2 separate regions of the Mus musculus genome follow, and region 2 is linked to region 1. The links are chromatin loops, found by intact Hi-C in ENCODE. Cell type or tissue: gastrocnemius. All regions are shown on one strand. Each heading gives the region's core, and the rest is flanking DNA. Links, peaks and the distances in the headings are about the cores only.

What was found. A loop is a pair of places that touch in the nucleus more often than their neighbours do. Peaks named below come from ENCODE experiments on the same cell type or tissue, not always from the same donor. Only the 100,000 strongest peaks of a DNase experiment are listed, where the experiment ranks them.
Region 2: a loop joins it to region 1, with 4 times the contacts of the local background. A loop is called at or near these places in 7 of 42 quality-filtered maps.

What each region holds. Positions count from the first base shown.
Region 1 is chr11:74,462,288-74,470,617 of GRCm38, forward strand. The region is part of intron 3 of Rap1gap2 (RAP1 GTPase activating protein 2); the gene reads right to left. Among named protein-coding and RNA genes, the nearest start is that of Olfr412, 100 kb to the left of the region's middle. In gastrocnemius, for the core only: a CTCF peak has its summit at 3,592 (motif pointing left); DNase peaks (open chromatin) are centred at 583, 1,031, 3,618 and 6,101.
Region 2 is chr11:74,391,334-74,399,663 of GRCm38, forward strand. It overlaps Rap1gap2 (RAP1 GTPase activating protein 2), which reads right to left. Exons shown (of 25, transcript NM_001015046.3): 18 at 6,024-6,161; 19 at 4,446-4,564; 20 at 2,036-2,149; 21 at 1,712-1,829; 22 at 887-1,013. Among named protein-coding and RNA genes, the nearest start is that of Olfr412, 31 kb to the left of the region's middle. In gastrocnemius, for the core only: no CTCF peak of the experiment used is centred there; DNase peaks (open chromatin) are centred at 1,789, 2,399, 3,587 and 4,449.

The DNA.
Region 1 (8,330 bases), core at 233-8,232:
GACACACACACACAATAAAAAAACATAAAAATAACAGACCCCACCGGTCAAGAGAGGCCACACATGCCTTCAAAGGGTGCAGGAGAACACGGCTGCCTTGAAGGAACAGCCCCACTTTTCAGGATGCAGCTGGGTTCCAGTTACCAAGCCGCCCAGTGCTGGTTGAGGTGCAGGCATCAGCACTGTAGAGAGTCTCCTGGCCTTGATGTCCTCTGGCAGAGCCCTTGGTCTTGATCTAGTGTGTGGCCTGAAATTTCCAGTTTTCCCCACATGAAACTCAGCTTCAAGAAAAACAGCTATAAAGATCCCTTGAGGTCACTGGAGACAAACCTTGTTGAGTCTCTGTCAGCGGGGGAACTGGTGGGTTCAGCAGACAGGGAGATAAAGAGGGACACGTGTGACTTTGACCTCACAGAGACCTCAGGGTTGCATGAGGCTTCCTGCTGAAAGGAAGAAGAGAGGGAACAGACCCCAGAGATGAAAGGGTGAAGCCACGGGCCTTCCAGAAAAGCTTCCTTGGCCCTGGAAGACACAGATGGCAAGGGCTGCCTCCTGACAGCCTGGTGGGGAGTCCAGTCATGTGACAGGCCTGCCTTCACACTTCCCTCTCCCATTCCTTCTCTGTCCCTGACCCCTGCTCACTTTCTGGTTGGCACTTCCTGCATGGCACACTTGGGACTCTGGAGTAGGAACCAGTCAGCAAGACTTTCTGTCTAGCATCCATTCTCTCCCATTCACAGACAAGTTTGGGACCACAGGTGCTGACCATGATGGTTCAGTATGAGCCCCCTCCTCCCCAGCACTGGCCTGGACTTGTGCCCAGAGAGAAATGAAGAGAATTCTGTGTATTGTCACCCAGACCGAACTCACCACGGTGAGATGTGGCACCTGGCCTGACCCAGAGCTCCTGTTTCCCTCTCACTAGCTAGCTGTCCCTGCCTGAACATCCTTCCATCTCCTGCCCCTGAGGAGTCTTCTTGGGGAACTAGGAATTTGGCTACCTACCAGAGAGGATTTCTGAGTCCTGCCAGTAACTTGGCTGTGAACCCCAGCTCGGCACACTAGTCCCCAGCATGCGGGGTCTTCTAGACCATCGCATAACTCATGGCCAGGGTTGCCAAAAAGGACCCAACCTCACACTGGTCAAATGTTAGGAACTGAATCTCCAGACTGCTGCCTACATTCCCTGGTGGACCTCTGCTCTCCAGTGCCTCACTTCCCACTCTCCTGCAGGGAAGCTGTTGTTGTCCCCTGAGGGACCATTAGGTGCCTGTCACCAGCAGCAGACCAGTACTGCCCAGCACCATCCTGCCTTGGTGACCTCTGCTGCCCAGCCTCTGCTTCAAAGTGAAGAACAAGGCACCTATCCACTACCCGGGCCAGCACCGTCAGTCAGTAGTGAGTGCAGGTTTGAGGATAGTTCTGGAAGAATCTCAATGATCTAGGCTCTTCTTCTGAACACCTTCCTGCACCTGGGACAACAGAGTCCTGGGATTTTACCGGAGCTTGGTTCTCACCATGCACACAGTAGGTGCACAACAAACGTGCTGCTGGGGCTGAACACTGAGTTGATTGATTGGTTTTGCAGCCGCAGGTTGAGATATCAGATATCCCGCATATCAGCTTGTTACATTACAATTTATAACAGTGGCAAAATCACACTTATGAAGTAGAAATGGAAATAATTTCACGGTTGGAGGTCACCACAACATGAGGAACTGTTTTAAAGGGTCACAGCAATAGGAAGGTTGAGAAGCAATGGTTTAGAGCAAAGAGGGAGAGTGGGAAAAGGCTCATTTAAAAAAGGGGTGGGGTGCATGACTCTTCTGATGTGCACAGGACATGTCATCTGAGTCATCCCCACCGGTCCTGGCCACCATTAAAAGATTCCCCAGCCTTCTGTCACCAGAGAGCCATGGCAGAGGGAGGCTGGGGTGGGGGTGGGGGTTGGGGGGGGCCTCAGCCTCCCCACCAGCTGGGAGCTTCGCTTCAGGTTAACCTGCAGGAAGGGAGAACATCTGCAAATTGCATGTTCGCTTCTTTTCCATGTTCTAGTTAATGATTACCTAAATAAGTACTTCAGTCCCTCAGCTCCAGCAGACTAATTATACATGTACAGTACATGGAGACTTTGACGCTAGACAGCTCTCCCTTCCATAAACCATATGTCAAATAACATGAGTGCCTTCCCTGGTTTTCCAGCTGGGGCTGATAAATGGGGTGCTGGGGCAAATGAAGACCCCAACTTGGTTTATGGGAGGAACGGTGGACTGTCCATTCCAGGCCCAGAGGTCCCTGTTTGGGGAAATCATTTGGCTGAAAAATGCATTCACAGTGCAGAGTCCCAGGATATCCACCCCCAGACGCCCCAAACACTGGGCTGGCATAACAGAGTGCTACCCAAAACATTTGCATTCAAGTCCACCCCCACGCCCCACACACGCAGTAAACACTCACTCATTGCAAACACACACCCAGTCCCTCTGAGGTTTATGGGCCCCAAAGACAAGGAAAAAGAGATCAGCTGCACACGCCTGCCCATCATAAACAGTTGTCATCCGCATCAGTTCCACTCTGTCTCCCCAGATGACCCAGGCTCAGGATCACGGACAACAGAGGAGGGTCTCAGAGCAAGGGAACATGAAGGCAGTCCCTTATCCTTTTGCTCACAACCCAACACCTTGCTAACCAAAGTAATGGCTGTATCCAGCTCATGTGTCAGAGATGTTAAGGAGCCCTGGTCCTAAGGGTGTAAGCCACCTTGCGGATCTGGGACTCAAGGTTTTCAAGCAGGGCTAGACTGAAACAGTGGACCAGCCAGCAAAGCAAAGCAAAAAGTGAGGCCCATCAGACATCCTTGCCCTGACTGAGGAAGCTGTGTTGGCTCAGGTATGGTATAAGAGAGCTGAATAGTGAGTCTGGAGTGGGTCTACCCAGCCGACACAGTACGCAGCTGAGCAGCTCAGGACCTCTCCCCTAGCCACAAAACTACCTTGTCGTTGATGGTGTTGGCTACAAGGGGGAGTCACAGGGAAGAAGCAACCCACAGGTCAAAGAAGTTCCAGGTCACCTCCTAGCCATTCAGCATGTGAGGCCCAGACAGTGGATTGCCCAGCACCCAGCAAGCAGATCCATCCAAGTGTTCCAGCTTTCCTCAATCTTACCTGTGTTCCCAGGGCCTTTAGGCTCCCTAAGGAGCAGGTGCCCTGGACCCAAGGCACAGACCCAACTTCATTGCTTTTGTTTGTTCTTTAGATTTTGTTTTGTTTTGTTTTGTTTTTAAACAGTGTCATTCTGGAGCCCAGACTGGCCTTGAACTTCCAATCCTCCTGCCTCAGTCTCCCAAGTACAGGCATTACAGGTGAATACCACCATCCTGAGCCATTTTCATTAAATCAAAGAGTCCTTTGACAAGTGGTACCCTGTGAGTAACTAGTCCGACAGGACCACCAGGAATGTGAACACCTTGACTTTGTTCTCAAAGGCCTAAAGGTGGGGATGTGGTTGCTAGGGCAGGGAGGGATACAGGTGAGCTCAGCAGGGCACACGGTGAAATCTACAGAGCGCCATCTCCTGGAGCTGGCAGGCAGCGCAAGTCAAACACCTCTAGAAAGCAGAGCACCTGGGTGCCAAGGGAGCCCTCTGTCTTCAGCGGGCAGAGCAGGCACTGGGCTTGGCACTTGGGAGACACACTTCCTTTTAGGGTGGGTGGAGTCTCAGGCCTGGCCACCTCGGTGGAATTCCACACACCTCACACCTTCTGTGACAACCTTCCTGTCTCCTTTGGCCGACCCATCTAGCTCTCTCCCTCCCCCTCACCTGCCACCAGCCCATTCCATTGACTTGACCTCTCTAACATAACGACCATCCACTCCTTCTTGACACCTCCACTGACTGCACAGGTCCAAGGTCCTGGATTCTAGTGGCAGCTTCTCACGAAGCCTTCCTCCTCCCACATCTGCGGATCGATAATTCATTCTGCACACACGGCTGCCAGATGTAGATCACATCTCTCTGTTAATTAAACTCAAACCCCTGGCCCAGGGAGACGGCTCAGCCTGTAAAGACTTGCAACCAAGCCTGATGACCTGAGTTCCATCTCTAAGCCCCACACGATAGGAGAGAGCCAGTCCCACAAGCTGTGCTCTGACGGCAACACACACACACACAAAATATTAACCAAAACATATTTCTTAAGAATCCAAACTCAAACCCCTGGCCCAGGGAGACGGCTCAGCGGTTAAGAGCACTGTGTGCTCTTCCAGAGAGTCTGGATTCAATTCCCAGCACCCACATGGCAGCTCACAACTGTCTGTAACTCCGTTTCCAGGGGATTCAACACCCTCACACAGACATGCATGCAGTCAGACCACCAGTATACATAAAAGAAATAAATTATTTTTTAAAATATCCAAACCTACTCCCAGGATCCACATGTGTGCTGCCGCCTCTCCACCCTCCCCTGTGTAGTACACCCCTGCAGCCATGATTCCTGTCTGCTCCTGGGGAGCAGGCGCTTGCCTGTCCACGTACTTTGCATTTATTATCCCCAGGATCTAGACATACTCTTCCTGCCCTTCACAAAGCCCTTCCTTCTCTGCTAGGCACAGCTTGCCTGTCACCTTCCTGTAGACTCTTCCCAAGCCCCAAACACATTTGCCTTTCCCATTTGTGCTGGTTAGATTTTGTCAACTTGATTCAATCCTAGAGTCATTTTGGAAGAGGGAATCTCAGTTGAAAAAAATATCCTCCACCACCAGATTGCCCCGTGGGCAAGCCTATGGTACCTCTCCTTGATTGATGACTGATGTGGTAGGGCCCAATTCACTGAGTGGTGTCCTGGGTGCGAGATAAGAAAGCAGGCTGAGCAAGCCATGAGAAGCAGACCAGTAAGCAGCACTCCTCTATGGCCTCAGCTCCTGCCTCCAGGTTCCTGCCCTGTGTGAGTTCTGCACTGACTTCCTTCAGTGATGGTTTGTTACTGGGAGTGTGAGACAACATGAGTCCTTTCCTCCCCCCAGGTTGCTTTTAGTCACAGTATTTTATCACAGCAATAGAAACCCTAATATGCCACTCTTAAAGTCATCCATTCCAAAATACAATGCATGGCTCTCCATCAGAGCACGGAGGAGCAGCAACAGGTGCCGGCTTTCTGTTCACAGTGTCTCTCTGTCTAGGAGTCGGGCATATGGGGATAAGAACTGTATCTGCTCTGTTTCCTGCTGTGTGTGTCCCCAGGCCCTAGGCAGAACTCACCCGTGAGAAACATTCGACGACACTGTAAAGTGAATTTGGGGATCCTCCTAACACCCTGTGGTGTGTGAGGAGCTGAAACCGCACTAGAGGCGTGCATGGAATGCTGGGTAGGGGGAGCAGCTTCCCAGCTGTGCCTGGAGAAGGGCTATGGGTGGGGAGAAGATTCTGAGCCACGGGTAAGAGGCTTGTACGAGCAAGAAAAAAAAAAAAAATCACACGACTTGCTCCTGACCTCCAGTGCTGGATCCATGTGATCCCTTCCTGTCAGGAAGACCTAACGGGCCAGGTGCTTCTTAGACACCCGAAGCGGCTGTGTGAACCTGTGGAAGAGGTGGCCTACTTTCCCACTGCACATATGGACTGCCTGCTCACTCCCTAACTCTTCTATCAGGACCCCAGCTTTGAGGAACCCTTGAACTACCTCAGAAAGAAATGAGGCTGCAGGGAAGCCAGCCATATTACACCTGGAATCCCACCTTCAAATTGAGATTCAACCAATTTAGTGAAAAGTCTCCATTTACAGGAGGTCCCATGGAAAGAGTCATGGGTGCCCTTTGAGTGACCTAGGAAAGGGCTCTTCTCTGAAAAGGAGCCTTTCCTCTCAAATGGACACCACCTGTGACAGGACATGGCCTTGCTAGGTTTTCATCCTCTGGAATACCCTCTGAAGGACAGGTCTGCACCAGCCAGCCCAGGCCTCCCAGGAATCTGCTCAGAATGATCCAAGATAGTGACAAGCCCACCCCCACCCTGTCCCTCACAACAGCTGACAGGCAATTCCCAGAAGAGACCATCTGGGTCTCAGGGCAGAGCCCCGCCCGCAAGGAGTGGGGAGAATTAGAGATTATCAGTGGGCTGGAAGGCCCCGCTGGAGTGTTTGCCAGGACACAATATTGAATTTTAAACATGTGTGCCTGTTCTCTCTCCCCACTGGAGCCTCCGGTAGCCTGGCAACGCTATCTGACCTGGAGGACCAGGAGGGGGAGTTTCCACACCAGGCAGGTCACCTGGGGTTATCTACGCACAATGAGTTGCCTCCCACCCTCAGCCTAATGACCCCAGGCCCACACACAGATGCCCACTCCACTAACATAGAGATGACAAGGGTCTAGGAAGCACATTTGTGCTGTGGTTAGAATAAGGCAGAAAACAGATTTATAGGGGATTAGGTGTCATTATCTACCTATGAGCAGACTGCTAAATTGTAAGACAGTGATCTGAATGTGCAGCAAGAAAAATTCAAGCTAGATCAGAGGAGGATGACAGTGTGTGACTGGAGGCAAGCAATGGCACTTTAAAGAAAAGGTTAGACAAAGGCTGGGGTTGCTTATAATCCCAGCATCCAAGAAGCTAAGAAGGAATAACCATGAGTTTCAGGCTAGCTTGGGCAATAAGCAAAATCCAGGCCAGCCTCCAAAATATGACAAGACAGAAGAAAGAAGAAAGAGGAGGAAGGAGAGGGGGAGGGGGAAGGAGGAGGAGGAGGGGAAGGGGAAGAAGGGGAAGAAGAGGAAGGGGAAGAAGGGGAAAAGGGGGGAGAAGGGGAAAAGGTGGAAGAAGGGGAAGGGGAGGAAGGGGAAGAAGGGGAAGGGAAAGAAGAAGAAGAGGAGGAGGAGGAAGAAATAATGAGGAAGGGGTACAGCTCTTTTTAGTGAGGGCTTGGCTAGCACTCCTCAAGCCCTGGGTTCAATGTCCAGGAACTCCAGTGGCACATAGCCAGACATGATAGTGCACATCTGTAATCCCAGCACTTGAGAGGCAAGTTTGAGGCCAGGCTAGGCTACATGAAACTGTCTCCCCAAAATGTCCATTCATAGTGAATGATTTTAATCCCAGCACTTAGGAGACAGAGATAGGCAGATCTATAAGTTTGAGTCCAGTCTGAGCTACATATTGAGTTCCAGGCTAACCAGTGCTACATAGTGAAAGCCTGTTTCAAAAAAAAAAACAAAAACAAAAACAAAAACAAAATCTAAACAAATGAAAAAATTTGACAAGCCTCTGTTATAGCTGAGGAAATAAAGCATTCTCATCCTCTCTCTCTCTCTCTCTCTCTCTCTCTCTCTCTCTCTCTCTCTGTGTGTGTGTGTGTGTGTGTGTGTGTGTGTGTCTGTGTCTGTGTGTCTGTGTGTGTGTATGTGTGTGTGTGTCTGTGTGATTTGCAAGTTTGCTAACTGAACATTACAAAGCAATCATAGGACTGGAAAATGGCTCTGTGGTTAAGAGCGCTTTGTGCTTTTGCAGAGGACTTGGGTTTGATTCCCAGCACCCACAAGATGACTCCCAATCACCTGTAACTCAGGTTTCAGGGGATCCAACCAATGCCCTCTTCTGACTTCTTTGGGCACCAGAAATGTACATGGTATATGGACATATATGCAGGCAAAACACTCATACACATAAATTAAAATAAATAAATATTCAAACGCTATTTTTAAATGGGGGTCATGTCTCAACTCTAACATGACAACAGGTTATGTAGCCTTCTTTCCTCTGTAGAAAAACATGGAGAACATTCAATGAACCTCCAACCCCAAGGCTATACAATCAAGGTAAGGGCATGTGAGAACTCACCAGTTACAGGTTCACAAAATAATGAAACCCGAATGGAGGCGCCTCAGTCACAAGGCCATGGAATCTTTCAGAGTCATAAGCTGGTGTGGTTCCCTGTCTTACATATGAGGAGGCAAGGCCTGAACAAGACCTGGCCTCCACCTTTGAACCATAAGAACAACCCATCTGTTCCTCAGAGATGCCCTCATCCTGATTCCCAGAACTACAGATGTGTAAGCTCACACCGCCATGAGTGTTGCTGTCACAGATAGGTTCCAGGCTGCTGTGACTGACCCTGACATGGGAGGAGAAGCAGCGTGACCCAGGTGGGCACAACGTCATCAGGAAAGGAAACCAGCAGGGGCAGGGTAGTAGCATGAGAAGAAGGAATTGGCTCAGAGTCACTAGCTCTGGAAACAAAGCAAGGGAGATACCAAGGCACAGAGGCGGCCTACCAAAAGCTGGATGGGGCTAGGACATGGGTCCTCTCAAAACCACCACGGGGAATGCAACTTCCAGTA
Region 2 (8,330 bases), core at 300-8,299, 71 kb before region 1:
TACAAATGCCTCCCACTGAGACTAGCTCACCCTTCCCCCACAGTGCCCACCTGGGTGAAAATCTGTCACATTGGGTACTAGATTGCCCCTGAGAGCCAACCCATTTCCTTTTTCTCCAACCTGGTACTTCCTACTCAGCTCACCTGTAGGTATCCGTAGAGACCCAGGCCCCTATACTCTCCCTAAGCCTGCACTATCAAACCAGTAAGCTCTATACCAGAGCACGCTCTGCCATGACCCTGCCTCCCCTAGGTGCCCACTGTGCCTCTGCAGGTGCCTCCTCCCCAGCTTCCACCGATTCTTTCTATACTCAGCATGCAGCTGCCAAATGGTCTTCCTCAGTGCCAGGCAGCTCTTCCAGAACCTTCCGTGGCATTTACCAACAATGCCCGAGTCCTCCCCAGGCCTCCTGGCAGGCCAGTCATGGTCCCCATAACCCCTGTCCTTTCTCACCTCTCCATCTCCATGACCCCACTGCCCTAAACCTCACACACACACACACAGAACACAGTCTCTCATTCCTCCAGCCCCCTCCACTGCCATTTCCTCTCACTGTCGGGTGCTCAGAATCACTGCTGTGGTAGCACTGGCCCTCGGTGGTAACAGGGTAGAGCAAGAAGTCAGTAGAGTGTACAGCCTTCTTAACTTCTCTACCGTGGGATCAACATGAAATCATTCAATCCTCTGAGCCTCTGTCTCCCCATATATACGAAGATAAGAAGATGATAGGAAGATGGGGTACCCTAGTGGAGGTAACGGGCCTGACAGCTTAGAAAAGGAGAAGTTGGCCCATCAAGCGTGCCTGGGGAACATGCCCTTAGGACTGCAGTCAGGACACAGCTCTGCCCTTCTAACTACATCACGCAGATCCTCACATGCTACTGACCTGTGGGACTCCGGCTCATGATGATGGGCGTGGCGGCAGCCCCCAGGCTGGGGCTCTCGCTGCTCGGGGATGGGCTGTAGGCAAACACCTCCTGCTTGAAGGGCGAGGTTGTGGATGGCTGGCTGCTCTGAGGAGAGAAACTGGGTGAGCATGGCCAGTGTATACCCAGCAGCCCTACAGCTGTCTTGAGATGGATCACGAAAGCCACTGCCTCCAACCTCTACGGCTCTTCTGCATCAGCCATGACTTCAGCCTTTCCCTGACCTCTTTCCTTTCGAGTTGGTGTCCCCCTGGCATAAGCAACCTCCACCACAGCTCTCAAGCATTCTGCTGAGACTCACTGCTCTCTGCTGAGACTCACTGCTCTCTGCTGAGACTCAGTGCTCTTCTTGGTAGCAACAGCTGCAGAGGCCACTCCTTCTCCATGGTATTCTTTTAAAGCAGAGTATGACCAGCTAGGCCCCTGTACTGGGTGTTTTGTGTGGCATTTTCTCATTAGTGATCAAGGGTGGGAGGGCCCCTTGTGGGTGGTGCCATCCCTGGGATGGTAGCCTTGGGTTCTATAAGAAAACAAGCTGAGCAAGCCAGGGGAAGCAAGCAGGTAAGTAAAATCCTTCTGTGGCCTCTGTATCAGCTCCTGCTTCCTGACCTGCTTGAGTTCCAGTCCTGACTTCCTTTGGTGATGAACAGCAATGCGGAAAGTGTAAGCTGAATAAACCCTTTCCTCCCCAACTTGCTTCTTGGTCCTGATGTTTGTGCAGGAATAGAAACCCTGACTAAGACAGCCTCAGAGTGCTGTTCTCTGGTTGACTGAGACTCGCTTACCCCACTGTCACACTCCTCCATGGCCTCGCCCTCCCCTGCTGTGCTGCTGAAGCTGCTGGTGCTGGAGGAGGAGCGGGAGATGTTGGCACGGCCATTCTCCTTCAACTTGATGAAGGGCCTGCAGAGAATTGGAGGCAAGGCAGATGGAGAGAGAGGCAGGTCCACCAGAAAACTGCGCTTGCCCAAGACAGCTCCCCCAGCCTCTGCTTGGTGGTCTTTGTGTTCCAGAGACTTCCAAAGTCAAGAACTGCCACCCCACCCCACCCCACCCCACCTGCCCCCCCCCCCCGCCAGCCTGCCTTTCCCAAAACCCAACTCCCTTACTTCTCTTTGTTGGGACAAATTTCTGGAGAGCTGGGATTTGACGAGGTCTCAGACTTTATCTCCTGAGAAGAGTGTCCGCCATCTGGGGTTTTGGGGGTGCTGGAGGCACTGTCACTGGGGAAGGAGAATAAAGAGAAGTGAAGCTGGAGGCCAGGAGCCTGCCCTTGTCCACCCTTGGCCTCAGTCAGAGCTCAGGCTGCGGGGGCCAGTACACAGAGGGTAGCCGCCTCTTCCCTCCAGACCTGAGCCTCTGAGATTACATAAGACAGCAGAGGTTTCTGCTCCCTACAACAAAGGCCAATTTGAATTCATGGTGACAGTCCAAGGCCACCAAACAGAGCTCCTGATGGCCTCCAGCCAAGTCTATCCCTCTCCCATGCTGCCCATCCCCCCCGGGCAGAGCTATGAATGGAGAGCCGGTCCCATAGTGAACTGAGCGGGGCCATTCAGAAATCAATGCAGTACCCTTGGATTCCTGAGAGGGACTGGGTAGGAGGGGGGGGGAGGGGGGGAGGGGGGACACATGCTGTAATGACCCTTGAGAAGATCCTACATATGACAAGCATCCCTGGGTGCTGGGAAGTGAAGGGATTCCCTAAGCCCAAGGATCCAAAAGCTTCCTTCTCCTGCCATTCAGCAAAGATCACAATTTACCCTGTACCAGGACCAGGACAGCTCTGTCCTCAATTCGCTTGTTTCTTCATTAGTATTTCTGAGCCCCAGGACCACTGATCTCTTTTTCTCTTTAAGCCTTGTTTGTGTACTTATTTATTGTCTATGTGTGTTCGCCTGCGTGTGTGTATGTGCACCACAGTGTACTCATGGGTCTGTAGCCAGCACTGGATCCCCTGGAACTAGAATTACACATGGTTGTGAGCCTCTGTGTGGATGCTAGGAACTGAACCACTGTCCTCTGCAAGAGCAGCCAGTGCTCTTAACTGCTGAGCCCTCTCGCCAGCCCTTCCGTGCACTTCTTGTAATAGCAGCATTAATGAGGCATAATGTACATGTCACATTTTTTAAGTGTTCATGGAATTGTGCAGCCATTGCCACAGTCTAATTTTAGAACATTTTAAGGCCTTTTAAAAAAAAGACTCTGGCTCATCTGCAATCACTGCCCACCCCCACCCCCACCCCTAACCTATTTATTTCTGTCTCTATGAACTCTGCCTAGTCTGGACATTCCACAGAAATGGGACTTGACAGCATACATGGTCTTCGCATCTGGATTCCACTACCTTAACACTTTCAAAGTCTTCCCTGGGCTGTAGCCTGCATCGGCATCTCAGTGCTTGTTATTTGTACATTTTGTGGGTATACTCAGCTCATCTTGCTTATCTAGTCATCGGATGACAGGCCCTTCGATTGTTCCCACTACGAGCTACCGTGAATAATGCTACAATTAATAAATATGTGTTGGTGTTGTGGGCAACTGCTTTCAATTCTCATGGTCTCGTACGTACATACCAACGGGTGGGATTGCGGGGTCTGATGGGAACTCTATGTTTAGCCCTTGGAGGGCTGCCACACTGGTTTCAGAGCAGATGCACTATCTCACATCCCCACCAGCAATGTACAAATGTGCCAGTATCTCCGCATCCTCCATAACACGTGCTATCTACCTTTGCAATCACAGGCACCCTAGAGGTGTCGATGACCTATATAAACTCTGTGTGTGTGTGTGTGTGTGTGTGTGTGTGTAGGTGTGGAGTGGGGGGGAAGGCCTATGCATGTGTGCACAGTGCTTTCAACTGCCTGTGCCTATGGAGGTCAGAAGTCACCACGAGGTGTGCCCGCCACAGCTTTCCTCCTCATTTTCTAAGGCAATCCCTCACTGACCCTTGAACTCACTGATTAACCAGAAAGCCCCAGGGACTCTCCTGTCACCACACCTGGCTTTTTATAAGGATGCTAGGGATCCAAACCCAAGTCCTCATACATGACCAGCAACATTAACCACTGAGCCACTTTCCCATCCCTCCATGCACTTTAGTGAGGTGACTAGTGACCTCCTGACCGTCAAACCACAGGGTTGGGTCACTACAATGAACTTCCCTCCTAGCTTTGGAAACCCCACACACACACACACACACACCATGCAGTCTTCCCAATTGTGCTTGCCAGGAGACCTTCTACTTGTCTGAGTACACTGGGGCTCTGTGCACTCTCTCTGAGCAGTCATAGAAATCTATTCAGTTTCTTTGCATCAGAAACTCTGATCGCTGCCCAGTCAGGACCTCTCTCCTAAACACAAGGAACAGGACATGCAGGCACCTGAAGTGAGGCCGAGGTTCAGGGGAAGCCTGACACTAGGAAAACCTGTGCCCATGCGTGGGCACCTGACAGTTATCAAGGAGAAGAGAGCTGACTGGCCTCACAGCTGGGCTGGCATCCAGGACCTGACAGTTACCATCGTGTCCGGCTGTCTCCCTGGCCTTCAGAGCCCGAGTGCAGGCGGGGGAAGAGTCCCGACCGCCGCTTGATGGGGCTCCGTGACTGGTTCTTCGCGGTTGCTGCGGCCACTGGAGGCTGACGATAAAACCGCCACAGTGAGTGCACACGCCCACCCGGTTCTTCCCACCCCTTCTCTGATCTTCACATGAATCCTTGTCTTGTGAGACCGGAGAAACCAGCAAAGAGCTCAGACCCCGGCACTTGGGCCACTCACGGCCTCTTTCCTGCTCTTAAACCAAGCCTGTGCCGGCAGGTAATGGTCCAACAGAGCCTAGAGCACTTGAAGGATCACCATAGTGGGGCCAGATGCTGAGCTGGTTGAGATGATTTAAATCACAGATTGAAACATCTAGAGGTCCCCTGGATAGTCCAGCGTCAACCTTTCACCTCACTAATTAGAAAGCCGAGGACCAGGAGACAGGGATGTGTCAAGGTCAGCTAGCAATAAGGACCCAGGGCTCCTGAGTTTCCATCATTGCTCGTGAATAAATGGGTATCAATGGACCCAGGCAGGAGTTACAGCAACAGACCAATGAGAGCAGCTGAGCTGAGTCCGGATGCACTGATGGGCAGTCTCCGGTCTCCGGGGAGGAGGGGGACACAGAGGTGAAGGTCTGAGCAAGAAGCCATGGAGCCTGCTAGGTTTCTAACCCCAGCCTCAATGCCCATTATGTGCTGTGCCACTCTGGGAGAATGGTCAGACTCTCTGGGCCTCAGTTTCCCCATCCTCTGCCGCTAACATGACCTTCTGGGAGAAACAAGGTGATATATGTGAAAATATTAGGTAAATCAAGCCATTGCTCAAAAGGCTGTTTATAATAGAAGTCAACACCTTGGTGAGTCTATTCTGTTACTTAATTTTTTTTTCAAAGAAAATTCCACTCTATACAAATCAAAAGCCACTTGCCTTATTAATGGCTGACTATGTGGTTCCCTCCCCTTGTGTGAGTCAAGAGGCCTGAGCTCACAGACCCACAAGGCTGGCTCTCCCCAAGAACTGAACACACAGTAATGAAGAGGCTAAGTTTTCTATCAGGAGGTCCTGCATTCAAAACCCAGACCTTCATCTTAGCTGGGTGACTTTTAGTCAGTTACCTAACCTCTCTGAGCCTCCTTTTCCTAAAGTCAGGAACAGAGAGTGCTCCTGTGTCTACACAGACAACCGTGACAGGGATCAGGTAGGATCTTGGATATCAGTCGCCAGCTCAGTGCCTGGTACAGAGCAAGCTGGTGTGGTCACTGTTACCATCATCAATAATTAGGGTCTACCTCATGAGTCCCCAAGCTCAGTTCTTAAGAAAACTCAGAGAACAATTCATGGTACAAGCCAACCCCAGGGGCGACCTGGCCTAGAAGTACCACAGAGCCACTGTCATCAAGCAGAGGTTGGCTCACCTCCTCAGCAGCTTCAGTGTTCCCCAGCCCATCAACCAGCTTGCCCTGCTAAAGTTGCCTAGCCCAAACCTGGCATGGGATACACCCTTCCTCCCTCCTCCTCTTCCCCCACATGCTGGCTCAGTGTGAAAACACTCACCGAGAAGGTGGTCTTGGTGACCTCCATGCTGTTGTGGACAATGCCCCCGCTGAGGCTGCCAGGGAGGTTCCCGCCATGCAGCTTCCTCTGGCTACCCACCATGGTCTCCATGGAATGGCTGCGCACACGGATGGCCCTCTGTGAAGTGTGAGAAAGGTCTGAAAGTCAGAACCTGGTACTACTGGATGACACTCTGCCCTGGGCTCAAGTGTACACGCATGCACACACACACGAGCAATGAATGTACACACTGTTACAGAAGTCCACGCCTCAGTAATTGGTGTCTACAGAGATCTCTAAATTCTCTCAAGGCAGGGTCTGAGGGCTCAGTGCTGCAAGGTGGGCCAACCTGCTATCCTCGTCTTATGGGGAGAGGAAGCAAGTCCTGCAGCTCAGCAAACCTCAATGACACTGTCCAGTGAGCAACTCTACCTCTCTGAGTTATGGCTTCATTGTCTATAAAATGGGTGTGTCACAATTCCATAAAGGATGGGGGCTAAACACAGGTGCTGAACACTAACTCCTTTTTATTCTGGTGTGTGTGTGTGTGTGTGTGTGTGTGTGTGTGTGTGTGTTGTCTGTCACTGAGGAAAAGACCTAAGATCTCGTTCATGCTGGGTAAGAGCTCTACCACTGAGCTACCACGTCCTCAACCACACATCAGCTCTGTGTTCACAAAGCTAAGCTTCCTCCTAAGTGTGTACTGGACTTCCCTCCCCACTGTGACCACAGGTGTGACTTGTGCAGCTCCATCCACCCTTGATGTAGAACCCTGTAACAAGTTCCTGCTCATCTCTGACCCAAAGCTGCAACTTACCATCCCTTGGACTTAGAGAGCTGAAGTTATACTTTCCAGATCAACACTACAGATCTGCATGGCTGTTCAAAGAGGTATGTGCTCAGACTGGGCACACAAAGGAGCTCCTATGGGTACAGAACCTTGTGTTCACTTATAGCTTGCAAAAAAGCAAAATGTGGGGCAGGTTGGGTGGGTACTGGCCAGCTGTTAAGTGTCTGGCCAATGACAACCAGGACAGTCAGGTTTGTCATGGTGCATGAGAAAATGAGAATAACTGAGCCATAGAAACGGTGACTGGACCCCTAGAAGAGCTGGACCTGGGGTGACAATCCCTCCTCAGACTTCTCTAGAGTGCAATACTGCTTCTGATGCTTAGAACTCAGCTCCAACTACGGCAGGACTTCCAACCAACAAAGTGCTCCAGGATCCTGGCTCCCTGGGATAACACTCTGTTTTGCTTCCATAGTGTTTGAAGTGTAAGTACATTTCAGAGGTTTTCTCCAGTGGCCCCAAGCCCTTACATCATTGCCCTCTGGTCATCTATCTAGTTTCTCAATAAGATGGCTGGACAACACAACTTAGTGGTAGAAAGCACAAAAGTGTTAGACGCTGCTGCCAGGAGTCATGCCTGGGCTCCCTGCTGTGCCCCGTTAGCTGAGAACCCTGCAGGTTGCTAAGCTTCTTTGAGACTTATGTGCAATGGGACAGGGTGTGTCAACACAAGGAGTAGCCTTGAGAGCCTATAAAGCTCTTAAAGGAGAGGCCAGCACATCACACGTGCAGCATCTCATGGTATTGATATTAAGCACAGTGTGCTTGCTGTGTGCTCAGCACCACGCCAGGAACAAGAACTGCAGTACTGAGGCCAAAGGGGTAATGCATCCAAGAGTGCTCAAAACACACTTCTAAGAGGAGGCTAATAATGCAAGACCCAGGGTCTATGATGACGGTCTCTTTGTATCAGTTGTTCTGGGGCCTAAAGAGCAAAGGCTCCTGGATACCTGTACTATTAGTGACTCAAGTACAGGTACCAAACTCCAACTGGCAGATCTCTTGCTGGCAGGACCAACATGCATTCCAATGTCTCCTCCTCCTCCTCCTCCTCCTCCTCCTCCTCCTCCTCCTCCCTGGGATACAAAGTACTCAGGCTCAATCTAAAGCACTAATTTAACTTATCCCTTACTAGAGAAGCTGGAGGGATGTCTGCTGATGGCTTTGGGGAAAGCATCTGAAAGCACTGAAGCCATCGGGGAGACCAAACCTGATGACAAAGCTGGAGAGGCCAGTACCACATGGAAGGAAAAGGGAAAGAACACACGTGCTTTGACCAGCTGTGCCAGAGTCACCTGGACTTCTTGCTACAGCAATTAGTAGATTTTCCTCACCATGGTGTGAGCCTGTCAAGACAGAGTAGTCTCAGAACTTGGCACCAGCCAACATATATGGACTAAGCTGAAGCCGGTGTACCCTTACAGCTGGACTCAGGCCTGTGCATTACCCCTAAGGAA